Linked DNA regions of Mus musculus: regions 1, 2 and 4 are each linked to region 3. Evidence: chromatin loops called from intact Hi-C (ENCODE). Cell type or tissue: left cerebral cortex. All regions are shown on one strand. Region 1 overlaps Inpp5d (inositol polyphosphate-5-phosphatase D). Region 2 has its middle 16 kb from the start of Gm46099. Region 3 has its middle 13 kb from the start of Inpp5d. Region 4 overlaps Inpp5d (inositol polyphosphate-5-phosphatase D).

Evidence for each region. A loop is a pair of places that touch in the nucleus more often than their neighbours do. Peaks named below come from ENCODE experiments on the same cell type or tissue, not always from the same donor. Only the 100,000 strongest peaks of a DNase experiment are listed, where the experiment ranks them.
Region 1: it touches region 3 in a loop (4-fold over the local background); 2 of 42 quality-filtered maps call a loop at or near these places.
Region 2: it touches region 3 in a loop (2.0-fold over the local background); 4 of 42 quality-filtered maps call a loop at or near these places.
Region 4: a loop joins it to region 3, with 4 times the contacts of the local background. A loop is called at or near these places in 3 of 42 quality-filtered maps.

The regions. Positions count from the first base shown.
Region 1 is chr1:87,654,519-87,662,518 of GRCm38, forward strand. All of the region lies in intron 2 of Inpp5d (inositol polyphosphate-5-phosphatase D), which reads left to right. Among named protein-coding and RNA genes, the nearest start is that of Inpp5d, 38 kb to the left of the region's middle. In left cerebral cortex, no CTCF peak of the experiment used is centred here; DNase peaks (open chromatin) are centred at 3,570, 4,989, 5,244 and 6,523; H3K27ac peaks cover 2,626 bases.
Region 2 is chr1:87,530,901-87,538,900 of GRCm38, forward strand. It overlaps a transcript of Ngef not described here. Among named protein-coding and RNA genes, the nearest start is that of Gm46099, 16 kb to the right of the region's middle. In left cerebral cortex, no CTCF peak of the experiment used is centred here; DNase peaks (open chromatin) are centred at 2,179, 3,403, 5,007, 6,264 and 1 more place; H3K27ac peaks cover 710 bases.
Region 3 is chr1:87,603,680-87,611,679 of GRCm38, forward strand. No RefSeq gene overlaps it. Among named protein-coding and RNA genes, the nearest start is that of Inpp5d, 13 kb to the right of the region's middle. In left cerebral cortex, a CTCF peak has its summit at 4,938 (motif pointing left); DNase peaks (open chromatin) are centred at 318, 1,824, 2,529, 3,482 and 2 more places; H3K27ac peaks cover 4,931 bases.
Region 4 is chr1:87,679,207-87,687,206 of GRCm38, forward strand. It overlaps Inpp5d (inositol polyphosphate-5-phosphatase D), which reads left to right. Exons shown (of 27, transcript NM_010566.3): 7 at 2,283-2,363; 8 at 2,481-2,552; 9 at 4,537-4,660. Among named protein-coding and RNA genes, the nearest start is that of Gm33470, 42 kb to the right of the region's middle. In left cerebral cortex, a CTCF peak has its summit at 3,471 (motif pointing right); DNase peaks (open chromatin) are centred at 51, 1,911, 5,795, 6,574 and 1 more place; H3K27ac peaks cover 5,737 bases.

The DNA.
Region 1 (8,000 bases), 51 kb after region 3:
CATTTTTCTCTCTCATCTTCCCACTGAGCGTTTTGACGTATAATACACTGATCATTCTCTCTCATATTGCACTGCTGTTTTTCTGAATTATTGGAGAGGAAGGGTCTGACAGTACCCTATTATCACTATCTCATTCATAGCCATATTCAGCCATCAAAATTAGGACATTAATGCTGGCCTACCGTCCACTCCCATAGCTCCACTCAAATGCCTCCAGCAGTCTTAGCAGCAATATAAAACATCCTATTTGTGTAACTATGTGAACTATAATTTATACACATAAAATAACTTTCCTCCTGGACCAATGTTTAGTCGCCAAACCTGGGGGTGCTGTTGTGTTGTGCCTTCCTTCATGATATTGACTTTTTTTTTTGTTTTTGAGAACTTGGTAGTAATTTTGTAGGCTGCTTCTTGGTTTGAGTTCTTCAGGGCTTTCCTCGTGGTTGGGTCCAGTTCTGCATTTCCATTTCCAGCAGGACTTCTCAGTGGTGGTGCTAAACTTACTACTCCTGCTCAAGGTGACATGCCGGCTGCTCTGCGCAGTTGTTAGAGTACGCTCTGAGTGTGAAGCTAAGATAACATCTGAAGGGGTTTCTCTTTGCAAAATTAGATATTTGTTATTTGGGGTCTTAATATTCCCTCCCTCTCTCCCTCCGTCCCTCCGTCCCTCTCTCCCTCTGCTTAGGATTGAAACCAGAGTCTCACACTATTCTGTTCTTGGCCACTGATCTATCTTCACACCCTCAGGAATTCAGGGTCGTCCCAGGCATCATAGTAAGTCCAAGGCCAGCTTAGACCACACGAGTCCCTGTCAAAAAGAAAATAAATGACTGCAGTCAAGGATAGCAGCACAGCTTGAAATCCCAGCACTCAGAAGCACAGGCAAGAGGATCAGGGGTTTGAGTCCAGCTTCGGCTGCATAATAAAACCCTGTCTCAAAATAAACAAATAAAAGACTGATGACTAGGCTGATAGCTATAAACAACTTGAATGTCAACTGCCTAGCATACCCAAGGCTCTGAATTCAACCCCTAACAAAGCAAATAAAATAAAACTAGAAAATTATACACACACACCTGTTTTGTGGAAATAATCCGAGACTATCTAAATGTGTCATCTCTCAAACTCTCACCCACCTGGTCTTAGCATCCCCTGGTGAAGTGCGTCTGCATCAGTAGTTACCATGATAGCTGCCAAATGCTGACTGCCTCTTCTATCATTGGTCCCACAGTTATTAATTGACATTTCGCTGTAGGGAAAGCTTCCCTTCTGATTTATTTATGTAAGGATAAAGTTGTGAATTCTCATTTTACCCAGTGGATTGTAACTATCTTCATTATTCATTTCAATGTTCAGAGTGTACTGGCTGCTCCTCCTGCTACACTTGGTGGTTCCTGGCTCTTTTTGACAAATTGTCTTCCCGTTCAAAGCATGGCTTTTCTCCCTAGAACCTACTAGTGCAGTGGCCCTTTAATATAGTTCTTCATGCTGTGGTGACCCCCAATCATAAAACTAATTTCATTGCTACTTCATTAACTATAATTTTGCTACTGTTATACATCAGAAGGTAAATATTTTTGAAGATAGAGGTTTGCCAAAGGGGTCACAACCAATAGTTTGAGAACCTCTACTCTAGAAATATATATCTCAGGTTCTGCTGTGCCTTCCCAGCCCCAGATTGTAGGCTCTTAGCTGAATTTAAGAACCTCTGGGTCTTTGTAATGGGGAAAGCACCCAAGATGTGAACAGTGCTCATTGCTGTTAGTCTCTGCCCTCTCAGCAGACAGAACCAAGAAGGTGGGGGAGGAAGTGTGTGTGTGTGTGTGTGTGTGTGTGTGTGTGTGTGTGTGTGTATACAATTCATACTGCTACTTCCCATTCAAATCCCAAACAACAGAATTGCTCTGCAGCTCCCTCCCTAGCCTGGCTTGCATGCTTCTCCTTGTTCCTTAGCAGGTGTGAAACCAGTGCCCTGCTCAGTTGTCCCTTTGGCCTCACCATCTCCTGTGGCTTCTCAGGATCTGGATATTTCCTTACCTCAGTGTCCGCTGTGCCTTCAGCCCAACTGTCTCTGTATCCGTCTGTGTCCCTACCATCGCCATGACCCCAGCTCGGAAGTTGGCTCTAGCTACTTCAAAGGCGACGAAACAATGAAACTGTGCTAATAACCAGAGGAAAGGGAGCTGGGCATGGTGGGTCATGCCTATAATCCCAGTACTTGGGAGGCTGAGGCAGGAGGATCTCAAGTTCCACTCTAGCCTGAGCTATATGGTTCCAGAGCAAAATCCTTTCTCAGAGGAAGAAGGAAGGGGGTGAGCTGTCTTCTTTGGGGATATCCTTTAGAGAAACCACTCTCAGCCCTAGAACTAAAGACAGGTTTCTGAGTCTAAAGCAGTCCCCCAAACTATTCTCAGCCCAAGCTGCCCCTTTCCCCAGGCTTCTGGGTCTCTCTAGCTGGCCACGCCTCCTCAGTCTATTAGTGTTCTAGCTGTACCAGATCCCTGTCCCTGCCCCTTTCCCCTTTCTTCCACCCTACCTCCCTCATTCAAGTACAGACTCTTACCCTGTACTGCTGCCAAAGTGATGTCATCCTGACCAGCAGTGGTTTGCACCTGTAATCGCCACACTCAGATGATGAGTTTGAGTCAAGTCTGGGCTATAATGTAAGAACTTGAATCAATCAATAAATAAAAGTTAAAATATCAATCCTACATGAATGCACACCCCAGCTCTTGAGTGCTCCCAAAAGCTTTCAAAATTATTGTTAAAAATAATAGTAAGTTCTACAAAATCCCAGAGGCCCCAGAAATCATGCGCTCTCCCCTTCACCCACATGAAGTCTTTTTGGCCAAGGCAGAGGAGGTGAGTAGACATTGAGAAGAAGGCAGACGGAAGGTAGAGGAAACTTCCTGATGACTGCAGAGATAGGAGAGGGCAGAGGGGCCTGTGGAGAGAGACTCAGGAGAAGCTGGGTCCTAGACACACTGATAACTGCATAGGGAGATGGCAGACCATGCTATCTAAAACACAAAGGCCTGGTCAGGCCAGCTGAACTCCTGAGCTGCCCTGCTGCCACCCCCCTTCCACAGTCCCCCTTCCCCTTCCCCTGCCCCCTGCCCAGCACAGCTCTCAGATCTTCTGTGTAAGTTGTATCTGTGGAACACCCCCAAGCTTGGACTGAGTCTAGCCCCTGCCTGTCCCTCAATCACCGTCTTTTCAACTGGCAGACTCAGGGTCCTCACTAAGAAGCAGAAATAATAAACACGATCACTGGCACCCCTCTGCCCGCAGACAAATGTGTTTTCACCCTGCTTTCACCCTGCTGCCTAAGCCTTGTCTTCTGACTTTCTCCTTGGACCTGAAGAGGGTGCTTTGATTTGGTGTGAATCTGCATGGAGCTCTTTGGTTTGGGTTCCCCACTTCCCACTTCCCACCATCTATAAAATCTCCATGGTAACTGAATGGGCCGGCCTCAGAATGGCTAAGTAGCTAAAGATCGCCTTGAATCCCTGATCCTCGGTCTCTGCCTCCCAAGGGCTGGCATCTTGGGCCTGCAGTCCTGCTCTGGGAAGTCTTTTCAACCTAAAAGGAAGGCTACCCCAACCTTCAGGAGTGGCCACCCGGAGCACCACACTTCTGCTCAGCGGCTGGCAGACTTCCTCCCCTGTGCCCAGTCTATTTCAGTTCTGCATTTAGAGATGTCAGACAGTGCTGACATTAAAACTATCCCCTGGGATGTTTCAGCTTGTCTAGGGCTCTGACCGCCCAGGCCTGCTCTTTCCTGCTCCCCACCCCCACCCTGCCCCCAGGGTATTTTCAGTCATCCCCAGGACTGCATCTGAAAAAGCAGCCAGCAGTCTGACCACCAGCTGACCTTCAGATGACCTTAGTCTTAAAGGTACCAGTGCCCTCCCTCCTCTTCCTCAAACCTGGACCCCCCCAGCCTGAAGGCCAACCAACCCTCCATACCCAAAAACCTTTGTGCATGGCTTTGTACCTTCTGGGATATTGCTCCCTGGTAGATGCAGATGCCAAGAGATAGAACAAGATTTTCCCTATAAGATCTAGCTGGGCAGTCCACTCCCCTCCACCTCCCTGCACCTTTTATAGTAGCGTGGTCTGTTTTATGGAGCAGATGTATCTCAGAACAGTGGGCTGTGGTTATGTACCGTACCAGTTTCCCCTGTCAACAGACCTGGGCTATAAGACAGGGTTTTTCAAGGCTCTTGTGAAGGGGGGGGGTTGGTAAAGTAGGAACCACAGTTATATCCCAAGGCAGAGTGAGCTGTGCATTCAAAGCTTGACTCCTTGGGTTGTTGTCTATAAAGGCCTTATAAAAAACATTGCTTCTAGTTACTCTGTGTAGACATATTAACTAATCAGAGACAAGGACTATATTTCATTTCGTGAACAGAACTAATCCTTACTTTATTGTCTTGTGTGTGACTTTTGATTCTGAACATAATAAATTCATGTCCAGTCTGTTGATTAAGCAAATCCCATGGAGAGGTCTATCAGCCTCAAGCCTGGGATATCCCAGTTACAAGCATTATTTTAAAGTAGGAAGAGCCTGAGGCTGAGGGTGGAGCACAGTGAAAGGGCTCGGGCCACACCATGCACCACACCCGCTCATCTTCAGGTTCTCTCTCTCTTGGATCAAACTGCCTGCCACATGCTATAGTTAATCTGTTAAGGAGAGAAGGAATTCATGCCTGCCAAGTGGAAGAGGAGAGTCACCGGGGAGCAGGGGCCTCACGGTCCATGGGTATTGTGGGGTATCATTCCTAAGGGGCACAGTGAGGGTACATCAGTAAACAGCTCAGAAGGCTGTTAGAGGCCCACAGCTAACTCGAGACCTTTGGGGTTCCTTCTCTATTTCAAAATGACTTGGTGTATCTTTTAAGGAAGGCCTTAGCTGCAGAATGAGGAACAAAAGCTGGCGGCCTAGACGCTAAGAATCCAGAGCCACGCCCCTCTGCTGGCAGGGAACTATGAACTAGGCCTTGATCTGAGCCTCATGTTCCATGTGACACACAGGTGCTTCTCTGCCATCATGATTGTCCTCTGGTTCATTCACTCCTTTGAGTTTAGCCAGTGAGAGCCCCAGCCAGGTGGTAAGACAGCGAGAGGAAGATAGTGAAGAAGCGGGGGTGGGTCCTCTGGCACTGGCTCCCTCCTGCTGGGAGTTCTCAGTGGGCTCCAGCACTATCCTTCTGCTGGGAGGTTCCAGGGGGGTAGGGGTAAACTGCTTCCCTCCGCTGTTAGCTCTAGAACTCTTCCTCTCTACCTACCAAACTCTCCCCAAATGCCAGTTTTATATGGCCATCTGCTTCCTGCTAGGACTATGACTAATGCCTATGACACCTTTCTTGACCACATTTTACATTTTAAAATAGTCGAAAAAGCACCACCTTTGGGATTGTTGGGAGAAAAGGGGGTACACCAAGCCCCACCTCTCACTGTTTCTACCTCCAAGCCCAAGCACACAGAAGGTATCTAACCTAGTTTTATTTCCTGTTGCTGTAATAACAAAAAGCAACTAAGGGGGTGGCGGGAGGAAAGGTTTGTTTTTGTTTTCACTCATAATTCCACATTACGGCCCTTTGTAACGGGGAGGTGAAAGTGGTAGCCAGGCAGAGGTGGCGGGTGCTGTTGGTCCCAGTGCTTGAGAGAGACAGAGGCAGGTAAATCTCTGAGTTCAAGGTTAGCATGGTCTACAAAGTGAGTTCAAGGACAGCCAGGGCTACACAGAGAAACCCTATCGTAAAAAAACCAAAACAAAACAAAAAGGCAATACTCCTCTCCTATTCCCTGCCCCCCCACACACACACACGCCATAGGCCAACCTGATCTAGACAATTCCTCACTGAGACTCTCTTCCCAGATAATTCTAGACTGTGTCAAGTTCACAATTAAAACTACAAATTCTTGCCTGTCATTCTGATTCCAGTGTGGTAACCCCACAGAATCAGGGGTTGCCAGGCTCCTCAGAATTACAGGAAGTACGGTAGACCGAGATGTAGTATGTAGACCCCGCTCCTGTGGGGAGGGGGGCCTCTTAGGCAGGTGAATATGTGCAACATCTCATGTGGAAGGGGACCTCTAGGCTCATTACTAAAGGACATTATTGTTCCTCCTGGCCCACAGTCAGTACACTGCCACCTAGAAGATCTTCCCACGTGTTGGTTTAGGCTTAGTGGGGTTTATTGGCTACACAGAGCCGGCCATTCACTATCCACTCTGCCTGGACATAGGGCCTTTTAAGCCCATCTTATGAAGACAGCATTTTATACTGTGCCTCCAAGAGACCCCTTTCTCTGGCCTGTTGGGACCCATATCTCCACCATCTCCTCTGCCTCTGTCTGCTGCCTGTGAAGACAGGCTGCTTCCTGCTGGCCCACATGGCATAACAATTGAAATTTATCTCATGGGAATTTGCTTCCCTTAGGAGGGCCCTTGTATCCTTTCTGGGTACTAGAAGTACAAAGCACTCAGAGCTGTCCCTGAGCCCCAGCTCCTGGGTAGTGAATCTATATTATAGTGTGGCCATAAGGCCTTTGCAAGGACATTTCTCTGTCAAATGGACCCAGCACCCACCTGGCATCTCTGCCTCCTGTCTCATCCCCATCTGTCTCATCAGTTGGCCTTGTATATGTGCATATTCATTGCATACATAAATAAATAAGTGGATCTTGTTGCTCTGACTGAGTACCACAAACAGGGTCACTTTTAAAGATTAAAGTCCAGGCATGTAGCTTGAAGGTAAAGCAAATGCCTAGCATGAGCAAGGTCCTAGCCAGACACCCGTGAATAGAGGCATACAGCTTATTTGGCTCACAGTTCTGGATGTAGGATCCTAGGAGCAATGTGCTGACTTCTATCTAGGGAGGACCTTCTTGCTGTATCATAACATGGCATGGGGTATCATATGGCCAGACAGCAAGGGTGAGCTGAGATTGCTTTTCCTCTGCAACAAGAGCCACTGACACCATCACGTAAACACACACACACACACACACACACACACACACACACCTATTACAAAGGCTTTACCTCCAAACACCATGTACATATGAATACAGGGATTGCCTTTCTAATAAGTGGGAAGACAGTCCAAACTATCCCACACTTGGGGAGTTGTGCCTATGGGAGGCAGAGGAAAGCCTCCCTTCTTAGCAGCGCCGCTCCAAGCTGGCTCATGCTCATGCATCCACCTGGAGGAGCCTGCTTCCCCATCCTTGACATTTGACCTCAACCCTACACTCCCCATCTTCCCGGAAGCCTGACCCACCTAGGTGGTCAGCCATCCTGGCCTGCCAGGCCCTGCTCCCTGGCCTCCATGACAATGCAAGCATGAGCAGGGGCCAGGGAGGCATGGCTGACTAACAGCTCTCAGCAGTCACAACTGCCTCCAGCTCCTGCCTGCTCCTTTTGGGGATCCCTTTAGCTTCTCCTTCCTCTGCTTGCTTAATACACAGCCTATTCACCCACCATTGTTTACCCCATCCCCACTCTGCCTGCCACGGCCACCTTGAACATGTCTACAATTCAATAGTGCAGCATAGAGCCTCGTCTCTGGGTTTGGTTCTGGCTTTTTTTTTTTCCTGCTGTATAAGATAATGTGCATCTCAGCCTGCACGCCCCCTAAGCCCCAATCGCACCAGTGTTCACACATGCAGTCCTTAGGCACTCTCCACTCCCTGATGAGACTCCTTCCCCAGATTCACTCAGGAGTCAGCCCATCTCAAATTTCTTTGATATTTTCATTCTCTTTCCGAATGCCCAGTGGCATTCGAATCGATTCGAATCATCGATTCTCTCTAACCAGCCCTGACAAGACCACACACACTTTACCTGAAGTGAGTTCACAGGTCTTACATCTTATCAAATTATTCTTGTTATTCCATTCTTGTTTGCATTTGAACCACTCACTGGAGAATATTTTGGAAATCTTGGCAGGGGCTGCCACTCAGGTGGTTTAACAGTGCTCACAAGAGATT
Region 2 (8,000 bases), 73 kb before region 3:
ATTAAAAAGAATGAATTTATGAAATTCCTAGCCAAATGGATGGACCTGGAGGGCATCATCCTGAGTGAGGTTACACATTCACAAAGGAACTCACACAATATGTACTCACTGATAAGTGGATATTAGCCCAAAACCTAGGATACCCAAGATATAAGATACAATTTGCTAAACACATGAAACTCAAGAAGAATGAAGACTGAAGTGTGGACACTATGCCCCTCCTTAGAATTGGGAACAAAACACCCATGGAAGGAGTTACAGAGACAAAGTTTGGAGCTGAGATGAAAGGATGGACCATGTAGAGACTGCCATATCCAGGGATCCACCCCATAATCAGCATCCAAACGCTGACACTATTGCATACACTAGCAAGATTTTATCGAAAGGACCCAGATGTAGCTGTCTCTTGTGAGACTATGCCGGGGCCTAGCAAACACAGAAGTGGATGCTCACAGCCAGCTAATGGATGGATCACAGGGCTCCCAATGGAGGAGCTAGAGAAAGTAGCCAAGGAGGTAAAGGGATCTGCAACCCTATAGGTGGAACAACATTGTGAACTAACCAGTACCCCGGAGCTCTTGTCTCTAGCTGCATATGTATCAAAAGATGGCCTAGTCAGCCATCACTGCAAAGAGAGGCCCATTGGACACGCAAACTTTATATACCCCAGTACAGGGTAACGCCAGGGCCAAAAAGGGGGAGTGGGTGGGTAGGGGAGTGGGGGTGGGTGGGTATGGGGGACTTTTGGTATAGCATTGGAAATGTAAATGAGCTAAATACCTAATAAAAAATGGAAAAAAAAGATGTAGGATTGAATTCCCCATATCCCTGAAACCCACGAGGGCAATCGGGCCAGGACTGGAGAGAAGACTCCAGTTTTGGTTCTGCATTTGCTCCAAGGTACATGAGGTTTCCTTCATGTGTCTGTGTGGTCGTTAGCATTGATTGCCGTCTTGACAGAACCTACAATCACCTGGTAGACAACCCTCTGGTCATGTCCGTGAGGCATTATCTAGATTTGGTTACTTGGACTAGGAAGAGCCTCCCCTGTGGGCAGAACCATTCCTTAGGCTGAAGTCTTGGACTAAACAAACAAACCAACCTAGAAAGTGAGTTGAGCCCACACACTATGTCTACAACATGACTGCAGACACAGTATGAGCTGTCTCAAGCTCCTGCCGCCATGCTTTTCCCATGGACCGTATCCCCTCTACTGCGGCCGAAGGAAACAGCTCCTTAAGCTGCTTTTGTCTGGTACTTGGACACAGCAATAGGGAACGCCACTTTGCTCACATTGAGATCTTGTGTTTTCTATGACTGTTTGGAGGCTTTGCACTTGGAGCAGGATGCCTTGTTGAGCCCAGCACCTTTCTCACTGTTAAAGGGACAGATTTGTTACTGTGGCTTCTTAGCCCATCTCCGGGAGCCCTTAGCTGTCCTGAATCTCAATCTGTAGATCAGGCTGGCCTCAGACTCACAGAGATCCACCTGCCTTTGCCTCCTGAATGCTGGGATTAAAGGCAAGTGACACCACTGACCAGCCTGCTTTTGGCCTCTGAGTCGCTATGCAGTCTGGGACGACCTTGAGCTCTTGCTCCCTCTCCTGCCTCTGGAGTGCTGGGGTTACAGGGTTGCTCTAGCCCGCCCACTTTATGCAGTATTTACCATGGAGCTTCCGCCCAGCCTGTGTAAGTATTACTACATGGCAAAGGGGATGAGTGAGGCCATGGACTGTGCCTTCCAGGACTTTCCATTAGAGTTGTTGCAGTTCTCAGCCCCTGTCTGTTCCCCTACCACACCTGGCTGCAGGTACAGATGGCCAGAGAGACTCATTCACCTCTAGGGTCACACTTGAGAGAGGTACGTGACCTTTTAAAGCCCACATCTCTAAGGCCTTGTGGGGAAGGGCAAGCATGTCTCTTCAACATCAGGAAGAGGGGGGAAAAAGATTAGAAATTCTGCAAAGAAGACGCAGCTGTCAAAAGTATATGAAATTAGCATCTCAAGCTGTGGAATGTAAGTCACAGACTGTGTAAAAATAGACGTTCATAGGTGAAACCACCCTCCCTTCAGTCTCCACAGCTGAGGGTCTGGAATCTTCTGATGCTTTGCTGGAGGGTCACAGAAAGGGGCAGCCTGTGTGGGGAGCTCAGCTGCTTCCCATGTGGACACGGAGAAGGCTGGTTTGTATGTCCCTTGCTAAATAAATGGTCACTGTCACGTCAGTTGGCAGTAGAAATGTGAGCTATAAGGCATAGGCTAGCAAGTCCTTTGTGCTGGATATTTATGTCAACTTGATATAAGCTAAAGTCATCTAGAGGAGAGAACCTCAATTAAGAAACTGCCTCCATAAGATCTGGCTGTAGGCGAGACTGTAGGGCATTTTCTTAGTGATTTATGGGGAAGGGCCCAAGCTATTGTGGGTGGTGCCAACCCTGGGATGGTGGTTATGGGCTCCATGGGAAAGCAGACATTACGGAATCCATGACCTGGGCAGCTTCTCTGAAAAATTGCACCATTTGTTTTTCTTTTTTAAGTTTTGTTTTTTGTTTTCCAAATAAGCTTTAGAATGTGGCATGTAGCTTAGTGCCCTGAGCACCCACCAGTTCTAGTCCAGAATGACTAATAATCAAATAAACAACAATTTAAAAAGCTTTCAATATGAACCTAATTAAAAAAAAAAAACCTCAAACTTTTTACTATGGAGATGTTTCAATCACACTCAAGTAGACAGAGAACTATGAGGAACGTCTCAAACATGTACCCCAGGCCCCAACAGCCCTCCCTGCTCAAGGCCTGTGTTTTATCTCCGCTCCTCCCACTGCTCCCTCAGCCTGCATTATTTTGGAGCAAATGTTGGACATCATTTTGTCCCATCTGAAATATTCCAGGGTGTCTCTCCAAAAGATGCAAAGACTTACACATGGCTGGGAAAAAAAAATAACTGCCATATCATGAGAGAGTCCGAGGAAATAAACAACCATTTCTTAGCATCTTGAAATATTTGACCCGTGTCCAAAATTGCTTGTCTTTTAAAACTTGATACCCCACTCCTACTCCCTACAGTCTTCCTAGTCACCCACCTCTGGTCCACAGTGTACTGACTGGAAAAGGAATCTTTTTAAAAAAGTGGCTACATTGCTACAGTTAGTTACTACTACTTCTTAAGTCTCTGGGCTTGTTTACACTTTTGTTGTGTTTTATTTTAAGAAACTTTGTTACTGTAAGGCTCTCTTGTAGCAACAACTGGAGCAAGCACTGATGAACAAGCTGCCCCCAGAGTAACTGTTTGTGCCATTTGTGTGTTTCCATGGAAACAGTTTCCAATATGGAACCTGGTCCTTGTCCAGCTTCAGAACTTCAGACTCACAGTACCACACTGGAGTCTTTAGTGGTGCTAGAGAATTCATGGCAGTGGTTGTGTTTGAGATGGATCAGTAGATGTTAGTCACGGAACTTGACTCCACCTAGTCAAGTTACATAAGCAGTAAACCATGGCTGGGAGCTGGCAGGAACGAGGAGGAGAGGAGCCTTTGGTGGTGTAGCTGCCTGAATCTTGCATGGGGCACTCCGGCAATGTAGTTTTGTGAGTTGTTTGCCCATGCTGGGATAGGATTTTCTGTGATGTTCCTACCTGATGCTCTTGTGTTCTTGCAAATAACTCCTGACCCATGCTCCTGTAAGTAACCCCAGGAGACCCATTGGATCACCGCACTGGACCTGGCAGAATCATTGCTTTGATCTACCTTTGACCTCTGTTTCTACGGTTAATAGAAATACACTCGCTGGGAAAAGTCACACAACACCGATTCTAATAATGATGTGTTACAGTTAGCTCAGCAAATGAAGCACCATTCCAGTGTCTCTCTGTAAGGAGCAGTGTTCTGCCCTGACTGTGCTTCCTTCTGATCACCTCGCCCAGCATCACTGTAACTCAGTACATGGAATCGTGCTCCGTAATTGTCTGAGCTGCAGACAATTCTAGAACCTTGTGGGTAGGTACTGATCATAAAGCGATGCATGCCTCTTATCAGCAACCCTACCCCCAAGTTTTCAGAGACTAAAGGCCTGTGGTTCTTGCAGCCATTCTGAAGACCCTAGCCAACTAGTCCTCTAACCTGCAGCCAGCAGTCCCTGCTGTCCCTACCTCAATCTGTAGCTTTTTACTTCATGCATTTAGTATTCTTCATCCTTTAGTATTCTCTCGTGCGAGATCCAGACCCTAACAGATAACAATAGATACACCAAGGGTTGCCTGGTTCTCCCTGACTTTTTTGTTTCTTTCAAGATTTATTTCAATGCCTGTGTATTGGTGTGAATATATATATGTGGGTGTGTGTGTGTATTATATATATATAAGTATATTATATACATATAAGTTATAAATATATATCATACGTGTGTGGTTGGTTACCTGATGATGCAAGAACATCTCTTAACGACCAAGCCATCTCTTTAGCCCCTATCCTTGGGTCTTGTAGACCCAGGTCCTACTGATGACATGGGGATGGCCCATTAATCCTCTCCCCTGTTCCTTTACCTAACCAGCATAGAGGTAGATACCTGACCCAAAGGTGGACAACCAATTTCTCTCCCTTCGAAGGTCAAGGTGAAAGGTTAACTTGGCAAGGGCTGCCATTTAGGTTATGGGCAAATGGAGAAGAATTCCCAGTTGTACAAAGAGAATGAGGAGAACAGAGCAGTTCACAAGAGAAGCAAGAGGGAAGGGCCCCAGAGAAACTGACTGGGTGTTTCTGGTTCCTGATGCTGCTCCAGTTCCTGTGAAGATAGGCTTCGTTTCTTAGACTTAGATTCTTTGGGATTTTTCTATAATTAATTGTTGAGTGAGTCTGAATAGGTTTCTGATTTGTGGCAGGGAATGAACAAAGATGTCTATCAGAGCTATATCGATTCAACATTATTGCTGTTGAGGATTTACTTGACTGTGCTATATGTCAGGAGAAACAAGAGCTTCAAAGAGTCCCGAAAAACAAGAGAAAGGAGACAGAGGGTAAGATTCAGAGCATAGAAAACCCAAAGTGACTGTACCGGCTGGCTCTGTGTCAACTTGACACAAGCTAGAGTCATTAAGAGAAAGAGCCTCTGTTGAGGAAATCCCTCCATGAGATCCAGCTGTAGGGCAAATTCTCAACTATCGATCAATTGATCAATTGATCAGTCGGTAGGTAGGGGAGGACCCAGACCATTGTGAGTGGAGCCATCCCTGGGCTGGTGGCTCTGGGTTCTATAGGAAAGCAGACTGAGCAAGCCAGGGGAAGCAAGCCAGTAAGTAGCACCACTCCATGGCCTCTGCATCAGCTCCTGCCTCCAGGTTCCTGCCCCATCTTCCTTTGGTGATGACAGCCATGTGGAAATATAGGCTAAACAGACCCTCTCCTCTCCAACTTGCTTTTAGGTCATGGTGTTTTGTCACAGCAATAGCAACCCTAACTAAGACAGTGACATAAAAAAAAATAGAATAAGCAAATTTGTCACTATCATGGAATACCAGGTGAACGTGTAAGAGTTCACCACTTCTCCCCAACTGACAAGATAACTATCTTTGTGCACTACCAATGTGTTTTGTTCATCAATAAATACTTTAAAAGCAGACATAGAAAAAACTAGTGTGTAAAATAAGATTTTTTTAAAAGCAAGAAATTTAATTAAAATATGTATAAATCCAGGCTGGGGAGATGGCTCCGGGATAAAACACCTTCCAGGAAAGCTCCAGGACCTGAGTTGAGGTCCCTAGAGTCCATGTAAAGCTAGACACAGTTGTGCACATCTGTGATCCCAGTGTTTCCATGGAGAGGTGGGAGGCAGAGACAGGAGAATCCTTGCAAGCTTGCTGTAAGCCATCACTGTAAGCCAGTGAGCAGGCCAACTAGCACAGCTTACATAGAAAAAGAGACTCTGCTCTAACACGGTAGAAAGTGAGGACACCCCAGGTGATCTTCTGATCACCACAGGAACACCGTAGTACACACACCTATAGTCACACACATGAACACACATAAACTCCAGAACACACATGCATATATGAATAACACATACGAGAATTAAAAATCTGTATAAAACGCATCCTAGACCTACACATCATCACTGGCTTAGTTTTTAAAGCATCTGAACAGAGGGGATGCAGCCAACTAAATAAGTTGGGATTTATTCATGGACTGAACAATTGAAGCAGCCAAGGATCCCCAGATTCATCTGTAAGGGTAAAGCAATTTCAACCGCATATTTTTGAGAGTAGCAATTGACATCCTGATTCTAAAATTTATATGGGAACACAAAACTTAAAATAGTCAGGCCTGTCTTTAAAAAGAATGATGTAGGAGGGCTCACACTACTAGATTTTAAGCACAAAGCTACAGAATTGAAGACAGTGTGGTTCTGGCACAAGGTAGTCAACAAGACCAATGAGAAGTCTAGAGATAAACCCACCCATATGCACATAGTGTGGAGCTTTTTTAAAAAAAAATCAACAAATTGGCCACAGTGGCTCATGCTTGCAACCCCAGCATTGAGGAGACTGAAGCAGGAATGTCATGAATTCAAGGTCAAGCTAGACTATGTAGTGAATTCAAGGCCAGCATGGTTACATAGTGAGACCAATGTTTCAAAAAAAAAAAAAAAGTGAAAGAAAGAAAAAAAGAAAAGAAAAGAAAGGAAGATAAATAAATAAATAAATAAACAAATAAATAAATAAATAAAAGACAAGGCACAGATATTACTCACTGACAGGAGCTGAAGGCCGTTCATATAAATGGCGCTAAGGCAGCTGGGTGGCCATATGGACTGAGAGACAGAGAGGCAGAACTTGAGGTATGAATGTCTATGGAAGTTAGGTATTTGATGAGTAGCAAACACAACAGTGAGCCTTAAGAGAACACCATTGATAAGTTAATGTCAGCAAAATTAAAAATCTATGCTCACTAGAATGCAGGAAATTATGATACATGGGTAGAAATATTTGCAGTGTACATCTTGGGACAGGAACGTTCTGATTTATTTTGGATTTTTTGAGCCAGGTCTTGCTCTGTAGCCCAGACTGTCTTGGACCTCGCCATGTAGGCTTAAGTGGCCCTGAATCCACCCTGATCCTCTTGTCTCTGTGTCCTGAGTCCTGGAATTACAGACACGAGCACCATGCTTGGCTTGGCCATGGTTTTTGGGTTTGTTTTTGTTGTTGTTGTTGTTGTTGTTGTTTTGGGTTGTTTTTTTTTGACATATAAAGAACTACAAATGTAAAAATAAATACACAAGCAATGGGCAAATGACCTGAATGGCCACCACCCAATAGAAAGTCAGTGGAGAACCAGGAAATGCATGGAAATGACACTCAACCTCATAGTCAGCACAGAGATACAAATTAGAGCGGTGCCGAGAAACCGAGATGCTTTAGAGTGAAAGCCAGTGCGTAGAGGGAGAGAATCGGATTTGGCATGGAACAACTCCTTTCCCAACGGCCTTTGCAAAAGGTCGTTGCAATGTGGTTTTAGCCAATGAGATGCAAGTAGTGTCAGCTGGTCAGCCTCCAAGGAATCCACTTAGACAGAGAGTTAACATCAACCACTCATCCCTCCCGTTTTCCCTCCTGAACTGTAGCTGTGATGTCATGGAGCTCTGGCAGTCATCTTAAAAGATGACAGAGTGGGATGCTAGAAAGAACCTCGGTCCCTGAAGGCACGAAGGAACTTCTGACATGATCTTCAGGCTGCTTTTACATAGGAACCACATAGGTACCCACTGTGAAAAAGGAACTGTGATTAAGAAAACCTGCCCATGAGATCTGACTGCAGGCAAGCCTGCAGGGCATTAGTCAGTGATCAATGAGGGAGGACACAGCCTGTTGTGAATGGTGCCCGTCCCTGGGCTGGTGGTCCTGAGTTCTGTAAGAAATCAGGGTGAGCAAGCCGGTAAACAGCATCCCTCCATGGCCTCTGATCAGCTCCTGCTTCCAGGTTCCTGCCCTGCTTGAGTTCCTGTCCTGACTT
Region 3 (8,000 bases):
GCAAGGTGCTGCTTCTCCCAAATGCCATATATATATATATATTTATACTGCAATAGGTTCCAAATGTTTGGAGATTTAAAAGAACCAGGAAAAACAAAACTCAACTGACCACAGGGTCAGTTTTCTTCAGGGTCTTTAACCTAATAACTTCTCCCCTTCCTCCCAAACTACAGCACATATTAAAACTGAACTAGAATCCTGCTCTGCTTTCTCTTCATGCTTGACACACAGAACATGTCCTCCCAGAAGCTCGTCTGCAGAAAGTAATAAGCCAACAGACACAGCCAGGGTCACTTGACTGCTGCCCTCTTTTCTGCTAGACGCTGCGGCCACCCCTCCTTGTCCCTATAAATAACACTGGAGGAAACATCTTTGGGGACACATTTTGGTCTTTATTGGGGATTGTTTCTATAAATCACCAACTCCTTCGTAAGGTGTTATTGAGTCAAGATAAACCTCCAAAAGCTCTTGAAACACATTCACAACTCCTGATTTAGAACTACATTGTCATGTAATTGTCGGCTTCCTAAACCTTCAAATGCCCAAGTTTCTAGACATATTGCTTCCATCATTCATTCGTTGTTGAAGTCATAAATCACAGTCTCTATTATCTTCCTGGTGGGGGATAATCTAGGTAAAATATCCAAAGTGAACAAGCATAGAAAATCCCAGACTCATAGAGTCCTAAATGCTCTGGTATTAATAACCCAGCCTGACTTTATTCATCTGGCCAGGGTTTCTGGGTGGTGTGGGTGGGGCAGTCAGAGCCTAGGCCCAAGCTCTGGGTCAGATGCCCTGGTAGTTGTTGCCACCTGTCCCGTGTTCCTCCCTGACAAGAAGCACTTGCCTTTCTTCTAGATCTTTTGGGGACGTTCTGAATGTGGTTTTAACCGGACTCTCATATACTGTCATCTCAGGCCTTCTTTTCCTTGAATCGAGTCACATACATATTGCAGACTTAACATGTTTTGCACTGTACTGGAGGAAGAGTCTACTGAGAACTGCCTCATGCCCGCTTTCAGGCCCTTGGAGGTCCAGGATCTGATCCTCCTAACAACCTGCAGCCAGTGGCCACTGTCATGACCCCACTTTACCAAGGAAGAGACGAAGACAGAGGAGAATGAAGCCTCTTGCTCATGACTGCAAAGGCTGACGAGAGGCTAGGTCAGGTTCCCGAGTCTGCCTTTTTCTAGCCTGGCCACAGAGGAACGGGACAAGGGCCTGAGGAGGATTAGCCCTTTGTTAAGTATCATGGGACATAACAAGAAGGCCCCAAGAAGTCCCAGCATGCTCTAAGAGGTGCAAAGTTTGTTCCCCGGTGTGTTTCTGGAAGCAGGCTCTCAAAGACTAGGTGCCAAGTCCAGGAGTGAGGAGGCATGCAGGGTTCCGATTTGGTCCTGGAATGGAGAGAGAGCTTGGGAGTGGGAGAGCAGAAGGGCAAGGCCAGGAAACGGGAGGGAGGCAAGGAGGAGCTTGGTGTGATGAGCAGGAAGCTGTCCTTTTATCCCAGGACAGAGCCAAGCAGACAAGGGTCCAATCAGAAAGACAAGACACTCCTAGCAGACATGGGAAGAGATAGCAGTGAGGGAGATGGCCCAGGAAAGAGCCTCTCCAAATAGCCCTGGGGCAGTGATACAAGGACAGATGGAGGCAGGACCTGAAGTAAGTGAATCCTAAGACATTATAAAGCTCATTGGATGTGGGTGGCAGGAAGAGGTGGGAATGGGGGGTGTCACCCTCCGACTTGGAAGAAGCCAGCTTGGTGGCAAAAATCTGGATAGGTGGTGTCCGGGGAAGAACAGGTTTTGGAGTGTAGATGGGAGAATTCACATGAGTGGGGTGTAAGTGCCTCCAGGATTATCCACAAAGGCAGGCATTGGGGAGATGTGTGGGTGGGAGCTTAGAATGAGGTCTGGCTAGGAACTTGGATTTGCAGGCTCTAGTCAGAGAAGGTATCCCCAGAGAGTGTAGACTAGACAACAGAAAATGCAGAAGGGGGGAGCACTCTCAAGCACCCAAGAGTATGGAGAAGACCTTGGTCACAAAGGAAAGCAGCGCTGAGGGAGCCTAGAGGATTTATCGAATGAAGAAGCTTTCAGGGTCTCTGGCTAGGCTGTGACAGAGTGGGTTGAGAGCTACAAGGTGGCCTGGTAGGCGGAGAAGTTTTTGGTCAGACCATAGGAGAGGGTAAGGCAGGTACAGGTAGGAAGTGATTACATTGTAACAGTCGCCAAGTGAGGACAATTAGACCCAAAGTGTCAGCTAAGCTAAGAGATGGGTTGATGGCTAGGCAAGAAGGTATGCTGTTGACCCCAGGGAGAAGCCCAGGGCCTGCCCTGCAGGTTTTTATTGAGCTGGTCTGGCTGGAAGCCTTTCATATTTATAGCCGAAGCTGAGAACCTGTGGCAGGGAGGGATTTTAAGGATAGGAACCATCACGCTTGCTCTCACAAGATGAAGGGGATGAGTGGGTGGGGAGGAGAGGAGAAAAGCCAGGACCATGAGAGATTTGAGAGCCAGTCCCAACTTGGTAGTAAGGTGACCTTGGAGGAGCAGAGTGTGTGAGAATAAAGGCAGATGCAGAGGAGGGTGGTCTGGGAGATCTGCTCTTCTTTGTGGGCAGTGAGGTGAAGAATTTTAAAGTCTGATGAATCTGGAAGTGAGCTGGGTAGAGCAGCATGAATACAGGAGATAGGGAACGGAGGAGGTTGGTGCTCAGCGGAGGCCTAGAAGTCCCTGGCTACCACATTGTTTGGACACATAACATGGGTTATTCTAGGGCTGGGGCTGCCTGTTTTTTTGTGTTTCTCTGGAGTTCAGGGAGTCTGGCTGGAATATTTCAGACAGAGATGGCAGAAAGGGGCTCTGAGGATGTCCAGGATCTGAAACACAAATGGGGTTGTGGACATTAAGAGTGAGGGAGACTGGGTGTGTAGAAGTGAAGACTGGGAGAAGGTGGGGGTGGAGCAGAGGCTGGGGACTGGCCAGAGGAGTGGAGCAGGATTTGGAGGCCATAATTTTGCTTGCCTGTGTTCTACAATTATAGCTACCATCAATAGAACTGGCTAAAGATTCAAGACTCAGGCATAGAGTAAAGGGGACTCCTGTCTGGTCCCTGTAAGGGAAGGAAATACCAAAGAGGGACAGTAGTGGTTTCCTAAGTCATTGAAGTCACAGGATATAATAGTCTGAGCTATGGGGAGCTTTGGGAGTTTGCAGACAGGAGAGGATTCTGGGAGAATGAAACCTTTGAGTAAAGGAATCGCAGAGTCTAGCAGTAAAGTTCTGATTATCTAATTCAAGGCTTACAGCACACAGTCCCATTCTGAGATCCTCAGATATGAGCTAGGAGCTCTGGTGTGCTGCTAATTTGCAGGTTGGTTAATCTCTCTGGTTCTCACTTTCTCAGGCGTGAAGTTGGAGGTTATGTCTGCCTTGAGGAGTATCTGTGTGGCCCGGACGAGGTAACTCATACATAAATGTTAGTGCAGTGCTTGCACCTAGAGGCAATCTATCGCTACAGTCCAGGTATTGTTAAGGGGTGAATTGTGGTGACTCCCAAAGTGACTGTCTCTGGAGATGGTGCTTTTAAGTAGCAACTAAAGTCGAACGAAGTCAGAAAGGTGGTAGGTTCAAAGGAAAGTATGGAAGGTAGCCGCCTGCCAGTCAGGAAGACAGCCCTCAGCAGAAGCAGCAATGTCAGAACCTTGATTGTGGATGCCCACCCTTTAAATGACAAGAAATAAATACCTGTTGTTGCGTTGTTGGAGTCACCGTCCATGATATTCTGTTGTGGGGCGTGATCTAAGACAAGTGCCCACAACGTGACAGTGTGGTGGTTAAGTGGGAAGAGGAGCCTGTAGCGGGGCAAGCGCTCTAGAGGCGTGGCTTATTGTAGAGGCTCAGGAGGTGGGGCAAAGAAGATGGACAGCATTCAGCAGGTGTCAGAAAAGGCTTATGGCCCAGGGTGAGGCAGCAGCCGGTCCCACAAAAGTGGAAAGCCATTTCAGAAACATTTTTTTTTAAACCAGGGTGTAACCCCGGAAACTCAAAGTCGGCTGAGGGTAGGGCGGGTGGCATAGGAGGAAGACGGGGCTGGGGAGAAGATTCTGGAACCCACAGTGAGGGTTTTTGGCAGATCAGTGAAGATAGCTGCTGGCTGAGGAAGCATAGAGGAAGAGGTAAAAAGTCTGAAGCAGGGAGCAGCTGACACGTAATCACCACAGAAAGCGGGTAGCTGTTGGCAGAAAAGGCGTTTAGGAAGCGCGGCCGCGGGCCCTGCCAAGGGAGGCTGTCGTGATTCACGCTTGGGAAGTGCTGGAGACCAGAACACAGGTTGGAGGAGGTCCAGGCATGGCACAGTGCAGTAAGTAGCCTGGCAACTGTGGTGGGCTGACCCTCTGGTCTGGGGCTTGACTCAGGGAATGGAGTCCCAGGGTGGAAAAAAAAAGATGAATTAGGAATCTGCCACCAGACTGAGCGTCTTCAGAGCGTTCTTCTGGGATGGTTATTTCAAATTGGTTTGTTGTTGTTGTTTTATTGGTTGGTTGGTTGGTTTTGTGTGTGGTTTTTTGGTTCTTGAGGTTTTTGTTTTTTTGTTTTTTTTGTCTTTTGTCTCTTTCATTTACTACTGTATCATTACTATTATGCCCTGTCCCTAAGAGTCCTGGCGACACTGGCTCAAGTTCTTACTCAATTCTTCCTACCCACTTGATCCCACCCATATCTTGTCACTGCCTGGTTTTCTGTCACAGCCAGGTTTCCCGTTTTCAACTATGCCATGAAGCACGGATCAAGACATCATGAGTTCTTTGTCCTCTTGGGAAATGGAGTCTGTTCCTGTTGCTGGCTTTATTTGAAAAGGGACGAGCTGGTCTTGATTGACACCTGAATGTTGTTCAGGCTTGGGGAGGCCAGAGGTCAAGGCGCCCCCTGGCGGTGGAAACTGCAAGGCTCAGGCCCTAACCTAGGGTTGTAGAAGCTGCGGGTAAGCTGTGTACTTGTAAGATGCTATCCTCCTTCAAAGCAAGGTTGTTAACCAGAGGTGATTCTTAGTGATGCTGGCTACACCCTGTGCCAGCATTCTGTGGCACCATTGGGTGCCAGGAGTCTACCCAATCCTGTGCTGGCCAAGGCACTGCCCTCCGGGCACTGATCATCTGAGTCACACAGGATTTCTATCTTATCCTAAACAACCCCCCAGGCCAGCCATGCTTCACTGCCTCTCACCCTTCAGCAGAGATGTCTTCCCCACTTTCCTGAGATACAGTGTGATTCAGATGGGCCAAATGTTACAAGGCTGGCCTTCAGACTCTGGCCCTGGTCCTGTGTATGATTCCATGTCTGATCTGAACTGCTGCAATAGAGTTTTCAGAGATACGGAGGAGAGATAGGATGAACTGAGGCTACCATCGTTCCATCCTCAAGGCAAGCCTGTTCCCAGGAAGCCAGCCAAGTGCTCTAAGACCAGTTGCAACGAACTTTGCAAGCTTGAAGGAAACCTGTGTCTGCTGAAGCCTGATGCTAGGACTTGCAAAGACCACCTTAAGGATGTGGTCCAAAGCCTGGTGTAGGACTTGTAAAGACCACCCTGAGGATCTCGTCCAGAAGCAGAAATGCAAATGGAACTGAGAAGCGAGATGATAGTCCAACGGAGCAGTGCCCTAACTGAGGCAACTTAGAGGAGATGTGGCAGCTAGAAGGAGCAGAGAGAAGACTGGATGGAGAGAGAAATGAGCAAGGGGAGTGGATAGACAGGAAAGAGCGCAGGGGCCAGATGGGAAGAGAGCCTTCCCAGCTCACAACCACAGCTACCGTCCTCCTCATGAGTATCCTTGATCTTTGACTTGGAAGAAGTCGATGCAGTCCTATGATGCAAATGAAGTTCCATGGACCTAGAAGGTGTGGCCTGCTGCTGTGGCAGCTGTGTAATGTCTGCTGGTGCCCTGAGGGTTACATGGACAGAAAAATGCAAGATTGAATCAGGAACAGGAGAAAATGATGTCATCAAGACGCTGGCTCACCGTAGTACAGTCAAACCTTTTTAAAAGTAGGGGGAGCAGCACAAAATACTGGTTAAAAGCACAACGCGTTAAAAATGAACATGGCTGTTTATTATCATTACAAAATATTCTTGTCCCATACCACAATACCAGCACTTAGGAGGCTGGCTGAGGCAGAAGGATCTCATGTTTGAGTCCAGCCTGAGCTATATAGAAAGACTAAAGCCAAATAAATAAATATGTTGTTCTGTAACTGACTGTATTAGCCTGCTTTTATACAGCCTACTGTGCAGTGGGTTTTTGTCACCAGCCTCGCTCCAGACAAATGAATGGAACACCAGCTTATACTATCAGAACATCCATGACACCACCAGAAATAAGAACTTTTTAAGCACTATTATCATGTTAGGAGACACCCCCCCCCCCCCGACAGGGTGTCATTGGTGACAGTGCCACATACATACAGTCACATACCACATCAGGGTATTTCAGTCGTTGACAAACTGTGGGTAGTTCTGCATCAGCTACTTGTGGAGGAAACAGCATTTAGTGACTAGAGCAAATGTTGAATATGGGTGAAGCATCCCTGCTCTGGGACAGATTAGTGACTAGAGTAAATGTTGAATATGGGTGAAGCATCCCTGCTCTGGGACAGATGTGTGAAAGGACTTTCCATAGCTAAGAGACCACGTCAATGCAAGGTCTTCAGGTTTTTACAGACGAGACAGATGACTTGCTTAGGGGTGGTATGGCACGATACAAGTTGATTCCTCTAAGTTCTGGCTAGATGAGTGCCTCAGAGCCTTGCAGTATATTAATAAGTACACACTGCTAGAGTACAGTATATTAATAAGCACACACTGCCAGTGTCCTAAGGGAGTGTAAGGAGTCCCAAGTAACTTGGCAAGCCACAGAAGTACTGGCAAGCACCACACCTTTCAGGACAAGATGCTGGCGAAACCCTGACTCCATTCTAGTCTTGCAACCTCTATGATCACATCAAGAACCTTGCTCAGGCTTGAGTGATGTCACCGAGGAACGTGATGAATGCCATCTAGAAGCACTGAGAGCATCATCCACAACTTCAAAGGAGTTTATCAACACGAAAAGGTTTCAACACTCAGCGGGGTGGTGGACAGCTGTGGCAGGCAGAGGACAAGGTTGACTCTGAGGAGCTCTGCGGGTGTTTCTGAGCAGACAACCAGACCTCAGGCCCTGCCCAGAATGCTGGCATGACAACAGGATATGGGGGCTAATAACAGCAATACTGATGATCCTGGTCCTATAGAGTCCTAAGCTAATGTGTTCATTTGTGCCTGATTTTCTATTAAAAAACAAACAAACAAACAAACAAAAAGAAACAAAAAACCAACTTAAGCAAAAACCACAACTTCCAAAATAAAGATATAAAGAGAGTGGCTTTGTGTTGCCATACAATGTATTTGTTTTAAATTGTGTTACAAAATCAAAGAGGTTTTAAAATACATTTTAGACATGCTTTATAATGTTATAATAAAAAGCAAAAGCGTGCATTGTTGAGTGGAAGACAAGAAGAGGGAAGACCTCATTTTAAAATGGAGTCTCTCTGGCTGTGGTGCCTCAAGTCTTGAATCCCAGCATTCAGAAAGCTGAGGCTGGAGGATAGCCACAAGTAGCCAACCTGGGCTACTCAGTGCAATCTTATTTCACAAACAAACCAGTCTCCCTACCTCATTCCTAAGATGGTAACATTTACTGTACATATTAATTAAACAATAGCTGGGAGCAATGGCATACATCTGTAATCTCAGCCCTTGGGAGACTGGTGCAGGAGGATCATTGTGAGTTCAAGGCCAGCCTAGGCACATCGTAAGTTCCAGGCCAGCTACACACAGAGACTGTGTCTCAATTAAACAAACAAAAGAAAAGAAGACATGATGGTGCATCACCCAACTCACTATATTAGAACAGAAAATGTCACTTAGCTCCTGCTCATGGGCATCACTGCTCTACAGACATG
Region 4 (8,000 bases), 76 kb after region 3:
CGGCCTATTTTGGTCTCCCACAAAGATTTCACAGGGAAAATGTATTTGTGTTCTATTTATACAACTAAAAATATGCATCAGCCCGGGGAAACTGGCTCTTTGCTGCCTTTGAAGTGAAGGATGGGTTAATTTCTAAGAAAGTAAAAGCAAATGTAGTGCAGGCACCACGGATGCTGCCAGACACCAGCGTTTAAGTGGCTTGAATGGAAGAGCACACCCCAAGTATTTGAAGTAGGTGAGGAGAGAGACCAGGTCTCCAGAGTTGGGCCTGCAGTGGCCAGGGTAAGTCCAAGGGGCAGTATGACGCAGAACAGAGTGGCAACCTCTACCAGTAGTAGAATTCAGGTCTCATTCCTAACCTCCCATAAAGCAGAGAATATTGCACTCTCTTTCTCTCTCTCTCTCTCTCTCTCTCTCTCTCTCTCTCTCTCTCTCTCTCTCTAACTCACAGAGATCCTCCTGCCTCTGCTTCCTCATTGCTGGAAATAAAAGCATGTGCCACCACATGCAGCTCTCCTTGTTTGGAGAGAGAAAGGCAGACAGACAGACAGACAGACAGACAGACAGAGTATAATGTGTGCAGATGTCCACAGAACTCCGAAGAGGGTGTTGGACCCCCAGAAACCGGAGTTCTAGGCAGTTGTAAGCTGTCCAGTGGGTGTTGCGAACTGAACTCAAGTCCTCTGGAAAACTGGAAAGTACTCTTAACCACTAAGCTATCTGTTAGTCCCCCAAGAATGTCTTATCTTGATAGGCCTTCAGATCTCACAGTCCAGGGGGCTGACCTGCTACAAGGGGTAGAGGAAAGAAAACTGGCTCCAGGCCTGAGTTCAGAGTGACATCTCCAGAGTTCTTCCTTCCCTTGCCGTGTAGTAATTTCCTACCCTACACGAGGAGAAAAGGAACAGATATGTCCAGTATGCCTGGCATCTTGAAAGGGCACTGACTCTTGCCGCTGTAGAGCCCCTTTCCTTGGGGAGTGCAGAGAAGTGCTGCTAGAGAGGTTCAAAAGAAACACAACAGTCAAAATAGTTGCTGGCCAAGGGAGGGCATGTGCCCTGTATCGGGCCTGCAAAGCCCTTTCAACAGTGTAGCCAAGGCCATGTTTGACAGTACAAGCCTGTAAGCCCATGCATAAGCAAGGGCTGGGATAAAGGGCTACTGTTCAAGTTAGTTATATACACATCAAGTTTGTTCATCTTACATCCTTAGGTAAGGGTGGGTAGCTTGTTAGCTCCACCTCTCCAGCAGGAAAGCATGTCCACGGTAAGGTAGATACTGTAGAGTTTAGCTTTGTTTTGACCTTTCTTTCTTCGTTGCTTGGGATTGTACTTGGGACCTTCACTCATGCAGCCCATGTTTCAGCCTTGCATAAATCTATAAATATATGGTTGGAGTCAGGTCCAGCATATGTGGGTACCAGTCCCAGTCTGGTATAGCAATTTATTAGCTATTTGTCTTTAGACAAGTAACTATAGGGTTCTGAGCTGTAATGGCCACCAAACAGGTCCTTTAAGTATCTTTATTGGCCAAACACCAGGGTTAAAACACTGAACACAGTATGGTGGTTTCAACTGTCATGGAGTCCACATTCTAGCAGGGGAATTTTACACACAACTCACAAATGATACAGACCACAGCAGGGTGATTTGACAGAGACAACGAAGGGCTTGCCTGAGCTGCAGTAGTCCGGGAGCAGCTCTTGATGGGATCTGAGATCTAGATGGCAGAGCGCCCTTCCTAGATGAAATCCAAGCCTCTGGTTACTCCTCAGCAAGAGTAGCTGGAGGAAGACCAGAAGTGAGGAGGAAAAGGCTCAGAGTGGAGCATCTAAGCCTGCAGCACCTCCAGAGACAGGCTTTGGAGCTTGCCTGTGGTTCAGCCTACTGTGGGAAGAGACCAGTGAGGGTTTTAAGCTGTGGGGATGGGTATATTTTGGAAGGCGAACAAGAACACCAGCAGCTCAGGCAATGTAGGAGGGCGGGAAGGTGATGGATGATCGAGGACGGCCCCAGAGATTTTAAGGACTGTGTAGGTGGGGTGAGAAGCACTGTGGGTGAGGTGGAGTTAGAGGGAAGAAGTGAAGATCTATTTTTTTGGCCATGAGGAATTTGGGGTGCACACACACACATACATACACACCCCATCATGTCCTTGTCTACAGACGGGGTGATAATGGTACTGGAAGGTAGAAGGTGGAAAGAGGACCAGCAAGGAAGGTATCCAGTGCCCACCCCACAGCTCACCCTCAGACAGACCTTGTTCTCATTTTCATTACCCAGGTGCCCGGAGAGGCCAGTCCCATCACCATGGTTGCCAAACTCAGCCAATTGACAAGTCTGCTGTCTTCCATTGAAGATAAGGTACTCACAGGTGTCCTGTAGCACCTCCTGATTTCTCTGCAGTCCCCTATTTGCACTGAGTGTCCAAGTCCCAGGTTCTGCATTCCTATGACTCGCTGACATTCCTGCTGTCCACAGGTCAAGTCCTTGCTGCACGAGGGCTCAGAATCTACCAACAGGCGTTCCCTTATCCCTCCGGTCACCTTTGAGGTGAGTGATTCTGGAGCAGTATTTGGCCGTCGGTTCCTGTGAAGAGAGTGCTTTTGATTTAGGCTGTGAGGAGCGAGGAACTCAATGGCAGAGAATAGTAGTCAGGCCAGCCACCTCGCTGGGGCAGTGGGTAAACACTAAAATCGCTGCCTAAATGCACCAGTGAAGTACCCCTCATGGGAGGCTGCAACGAAAGAGCTCCCCATTGGTCCAAGATGGTATGAACCTCCTTAAAATAGGAAGGAGAAGTGACATCAAACTGAGGGCCACACGTTGCCTATAAAATGGTGTCTGGTACAGGAACAGTGGGAGAAAACAATTATTTTTGTTTTGGGGGTTTGGTTTTTTTGTTTTGTTTTGTTTTGTTTTTTTGTTTTTTTTTTTTGAGACAGGGTTTCTCTGTGTAGCCCTGGCTGTCCTGGAACTCACTTTGTAGACCAGGCTGGCCTCAGACTCAGAAATCCACCTGTCTCTGTCTCCCAAGTGCTGGGATTAAAGGCGTGCGCCACCACCACCCAGCTTTTTAGTTTTTTGTTTCTTGTTTTTTGGGGGAGAAAACAATTCTTATGATTTCCTTAAAAATGACTGGCTTAAGTGGAGACCTAGAAAGGTGGTTCTTTCTCTTTCTTTTTCTTTCTTTCTTCCTTTCTTTCTTTCTTCCTTCCTTCCTTCCTTTTTTTTTTTTTTTTTTTGTTTTTCGAGACAGGGTTTCTCTGTATAGCTCTGGCTGTCCTGGAACTCACTTTGTAGACCAGGCTGGCCTCGAACTCAGAAATCCGCCTGCCTCTGCCTCCCAAGTGCTGGGATTAAAGGCGTGCGCCACCACGCCCAGCTCCTTCTTTCTTTTTTTAAAGGTTTATTTATTATTATACATAAGTACACTGTAGTTGACTTCAGATGAACCAGAAGAGGGCGCCAGATCTCATTACAGATGGTTGTGAGCCACCATGTGGTTGCTGGGATTTGAACTCAGGACCTCTGGAAGAGCAGTCAGTGGCTCTTACCCACTGAGCCATCTCGCCAGCCCAGGTGTATTTTTCTTAATGGACCCCCATGATTCTTGTACTTCCAGCTCAACTTGGTCCTGCCTTTATGAGACACCCCACTGCCCACCCCAAAGCCCTCTTCATCCCTGAGAGGAGTCTCACAAAAAACAGATTTCCATTTCTTCTTACCACCTTGGTTTTTTAAATTTCACATTTATCTATCATCTGTCTGTCTGTCTGTCTGTCTGTCTGTGTGTCTGTCTGTCTATCGTGTGTGTGCTGAGTGAGTGAGTGAGTGAGAGAGAGAGAGAGAATATGAAGGAAAAGGACAGCTTGCAAGAGTGGATCTCTCCTACCGTGTGGGTCCCAAGAGATTGACTCCAGATTGCCATGCTTGGTGGCAGATTCCTTTTCCCACAAAACCATCTTGCCTGACTTCTCTACTGCTCCTGGCTTTAGGGGGGCTTTTTTGTTTGTTTTTATTTTTGTTTTCATGAGATAGGACCCCCAAATAGCCTCCTTGAGTCTACCTAAACCTTCCACCACACCCAGCTTAGCTTTTCATTTTCTAAACATGTCTGCGTAGGAATCGTCTTCCTAATTATTACCAGTCGATGTTCAATTAGCGGTTGTAACAAGGCCCCAGAGTGTGAATCTATTGCTAAGATTCTTTCCGGAAGTAGATGACACATCAGATTAATAAGTGTTGTCAAACTCATCAGTGAATGAACCATTTCCCAACAGTTCATCTGTTTCCTCCACCAAATCTGTTGGTGGAGCAGCTGGGTTACACATGGGCGAGCTGGGCTCAGCCGCGGTGCCAGCCATTTTTCCAGCATGCTATGGAATATAGGGGTGTTATCAGGCCAGGGTGGGAAAAGCCTGGGAATAGCGAGCCAGATAGCCTCACCCGGGACATTGACCATCCCAGCCATGTAGATAAATCAGAGTTGACATCACCAAAGCCAGCCACTGACTGCATGTCTTATGCTCTGAAGGTGAAGTCAGAGTCCCTGGGCATTCCTCAGAAAATGCATCTCAAAGTGGACGTTGAGTCTGGGAAACTGATCGTTAAGAAGTCCAAGGATGGTTCTGAGGACAAGTTCTACAGCCACAAAAAAAGTAAGCCACCCACCCCAACCCTGCAACACACACCCCATGTTCTGGTTCCTGTGTGAGAGCTCTTATGAATGACCAGTGACTAGATGTCAACAGCGACTGTCTTAGTTACTTTTCTATTGCTATGACAAAACACCATGACCAAGACCACTTACAAAATAAAGTGTTTGATGTGGGACTCACAGCTCCAGGGGGTTAGAGCCCATGACCATCACAATGGGGAGCATGGTACCAGGCAGGGGAGTGTGGCGTTGGATCAGTAGCTGAGAAACTACGTCTTGGTTCACAAGCATAAAGCAGAGAGGGCAAACTAGAAATGCCGTCAGCTTCTGAAATCACAAAGCCCCGCCCCCAGTGCCACATCTCCCCCAACAAGGCCACACCTCCCAATCCTTCCTAAACAGTTCCAGCAGTTGGAAACCAAACATTCAAATATATGTGTCTATGGGAGCCATTCTCATTCAAACCACCTCAGTGATTGTCAGCAAAAGCCAGTCCCACCCCCTTTGCAGGGTAGTCCCTGTCCATGGGTGCTCCCCAAGCCGCTCCCTGCCTATGGAAGTCTTTTCCTGATACAAGGGCACTCCTTAGGGGCCTCCCCTGCATACTTAGCCGCCAGCCCTGAAAATGAGATTATAAATTTGTCACAACTGCCCCATAGCAGTCCTGTGTACACACGGTGATTTCATGTGTCTGTGTGACTGTCCTCTTCCCTGCAAGCATGCAGTTACCTCACTGTGCCGGGACAGGCCCTGTACTCACGGTATTGTTGGCAGAGCTGCTGGGTTACCACCCATAGCAAATCACTAACCCTGTGGAGCTGAAGTATATGAAGCCTGCGTCTAAATGGTCCAAACTCTCACTGCCGCTCTGTCACTTGGCAGCTGGGGGACCTTGACCCGTCTCTCTGAACCTCAGTTTCCAGTTCTCAGGGATGAGAAAGATTGAGTGAACAACATGAGGGACAGCCCAACACCCAGCTTCCTTTCCACCAGCTCTCCTCATGGACACCGTTGAGCCACTGCAGCTCTTCTGTCTGTTGTACTGTCCAGTATTTGTACACACAGCAGGAAAGTTCCCCATGACAGCTGGCGGAGAAGCTGCTGTGGGCAGAGCAGCATCCAGAGAAGCAAGCCACCCATATGGTCCCTGCCCACATGCAATTTGTATTCTGGTGCATTGAGGGTGAATAATTCTCAGCTAAATCTACCAATACAGTGGCTTCAGCTACTCGGAAGCTTTGAAGAAATCAGGACAGCATGATAGGTAAAGATCCTTTGGGAAGAGAGAATGGACAGAGGAGGCTAGCCCTTTTAAGCAATGAGCTTGTGAGCTGAGATCTCAAAAAAGCTACTGGTTGGACAGGTGCCTGAGGGAAGAGTCTCCCAGCGAGTGCATAAGGTGGAGTGACAGGATCTTAAAGAACAGAAATAGATGTGGGGACAGTGTAGAATGGAATAGGAGGGCAATGGGAATGTTGAATGACCTAACCTCCTGAAGAGGACTTTGGAAAAACTCCCAAGCAAGAAGTTTTAGGCTAGACCTTGGCGCTGTTGAATTATGGATGCAGGTGGTTCTGAGGGTAGCCCTGGGTGAATGCTCATCTCCATATGGGGTTGGACAAGCCCACCTTCAAATTCAGGTTCTACCTCCTGCCAGCTGTGTAACCTAGCCTCTCTGCGCCTCCAGTCTCCATCTGTAAAATGGGGATGAAGACAACAGATGTCAGGTGGAGATTGCATGCTTATGAGAGCAACTTGCACATCTCCTCACTCCTCTAAGTTGAGTGAGAGAATGCCCAGGCAGGGGCTAGAAAGGGGACCTGTTGATCCTACACCTCAGCACTGGGGAAGAAAAGGGCTCTTTTTTTCCCTCTTGCATTTTGAGTTCGTGGCAGAAGCCAGGACAGATTACCAAAAGAAAGGAGAATGGATTGATCACATGTAAGTCTCGTGACGTGGAAGCCCTTACAGGGAAAGCAGGACCAGGAGGATGGCTAAGCAGAGTGCTGTAGCCAGATTTCCAAAAGGTGGGAAGCTAGAAAGTGATAGCAGAGAGGGGCTGGGGGCTAAGTTTAGGGCAATGGGAAGAGCTTGGCCAGGCCCGTAAGCTCAGACTCCTCTCAGTCTTGTTTGTCCTTGGCAATAAATGCCTTCCCTTCGGGTACAGAGAGCATACTTGTCACATGAGGGTTTTATCTCCAGCTTAGAGGAAGACCAGAAAATCCTTTCTCCCTCCTCATCCTTCTTGTCAGGGTGCTATATTTTGGGGTACTGGGTCCTCAGCTCCATCAGTAAATAGCACAGGAGGTATTAGAAGTCAAGAACTGAGTTTCCCAGCTCAGTCACTGTGACTTGGTTTGGTGCCCATTCTGGTCCTTGGTTGCATGTTGCTACAAGGCTTAAAAGAATGAATATCAAAATGTGTGATGCCTGGCGTGGAGAGAGTGTTTGGTGCAATTGGCCACTGGCGGAGGAGTGTCATTGGTACAATTATCCTTCCATGTTTCTGTGAGGACAGAATGGAATGGGGGTGGAAGGTAAAGAGAGGAAGTAGGAAAGACAGCCTCTGGACTCTGGAGTAGCAAGCTGTAGGGAAATTACAGAGCTGAGCTTACATCATCAGGACAGGGCTCTCTCTGCCTTACTGTGTCTAGTTGGGGAGTGATTGATGGTTTGAGCGGGAAGGCTATGCCAGAAGCCGTTGGCTTAGAATAGTGCATACTGCTTGTACAGGGCAAATAAGTCCAGAGATTCATTGCAGCAGGGCCACTGGTGACAGCTACTTAGAGCAAACTGAACTCCCGAGAAGCTCTGAGAGCTAGGGTTTGGTGCTAGCTGGGTGCTCTGGCTACTGGGATGGCTGTGTGATGCACTGCCCGTGCTACATAGATTTACCCATTCCACTGCGTGCCCATGCTTCAGAGCCTCCTGTGTGCCATGGTGTTTATGTACAGCTTTCTCTGTCAAATTAAAATAAATTAATAATAAAGGAACAATGTTGAGAGGGGAGAGAGAGAGAGAGAGGATGTGGATAGATATTTTGGGGTTTTTTTTCTGTTGGTTGTTTTGTTTCAAGACAGAGGCTCATGTTTCCTATGCTAGGGTTGAATTCGCTCTGCAGCTAAGGTGAGTCTTGACGCCCATTGATCCTGGGTAACTGCATTCCTTACATAATCTAGATCTCATTGGTTTTAGGAAAGCAGGAAATACAAATGAGCACATGTTAAATAAAATCATATGTTGTACTGTACTCTCCCAGACAGCCTTGTACTGTACTCTCCCAGATGCTTTTAAAAGTAACAATGCTAGGCCACATGTGGTGGTACAGCCTTTTAATCCTA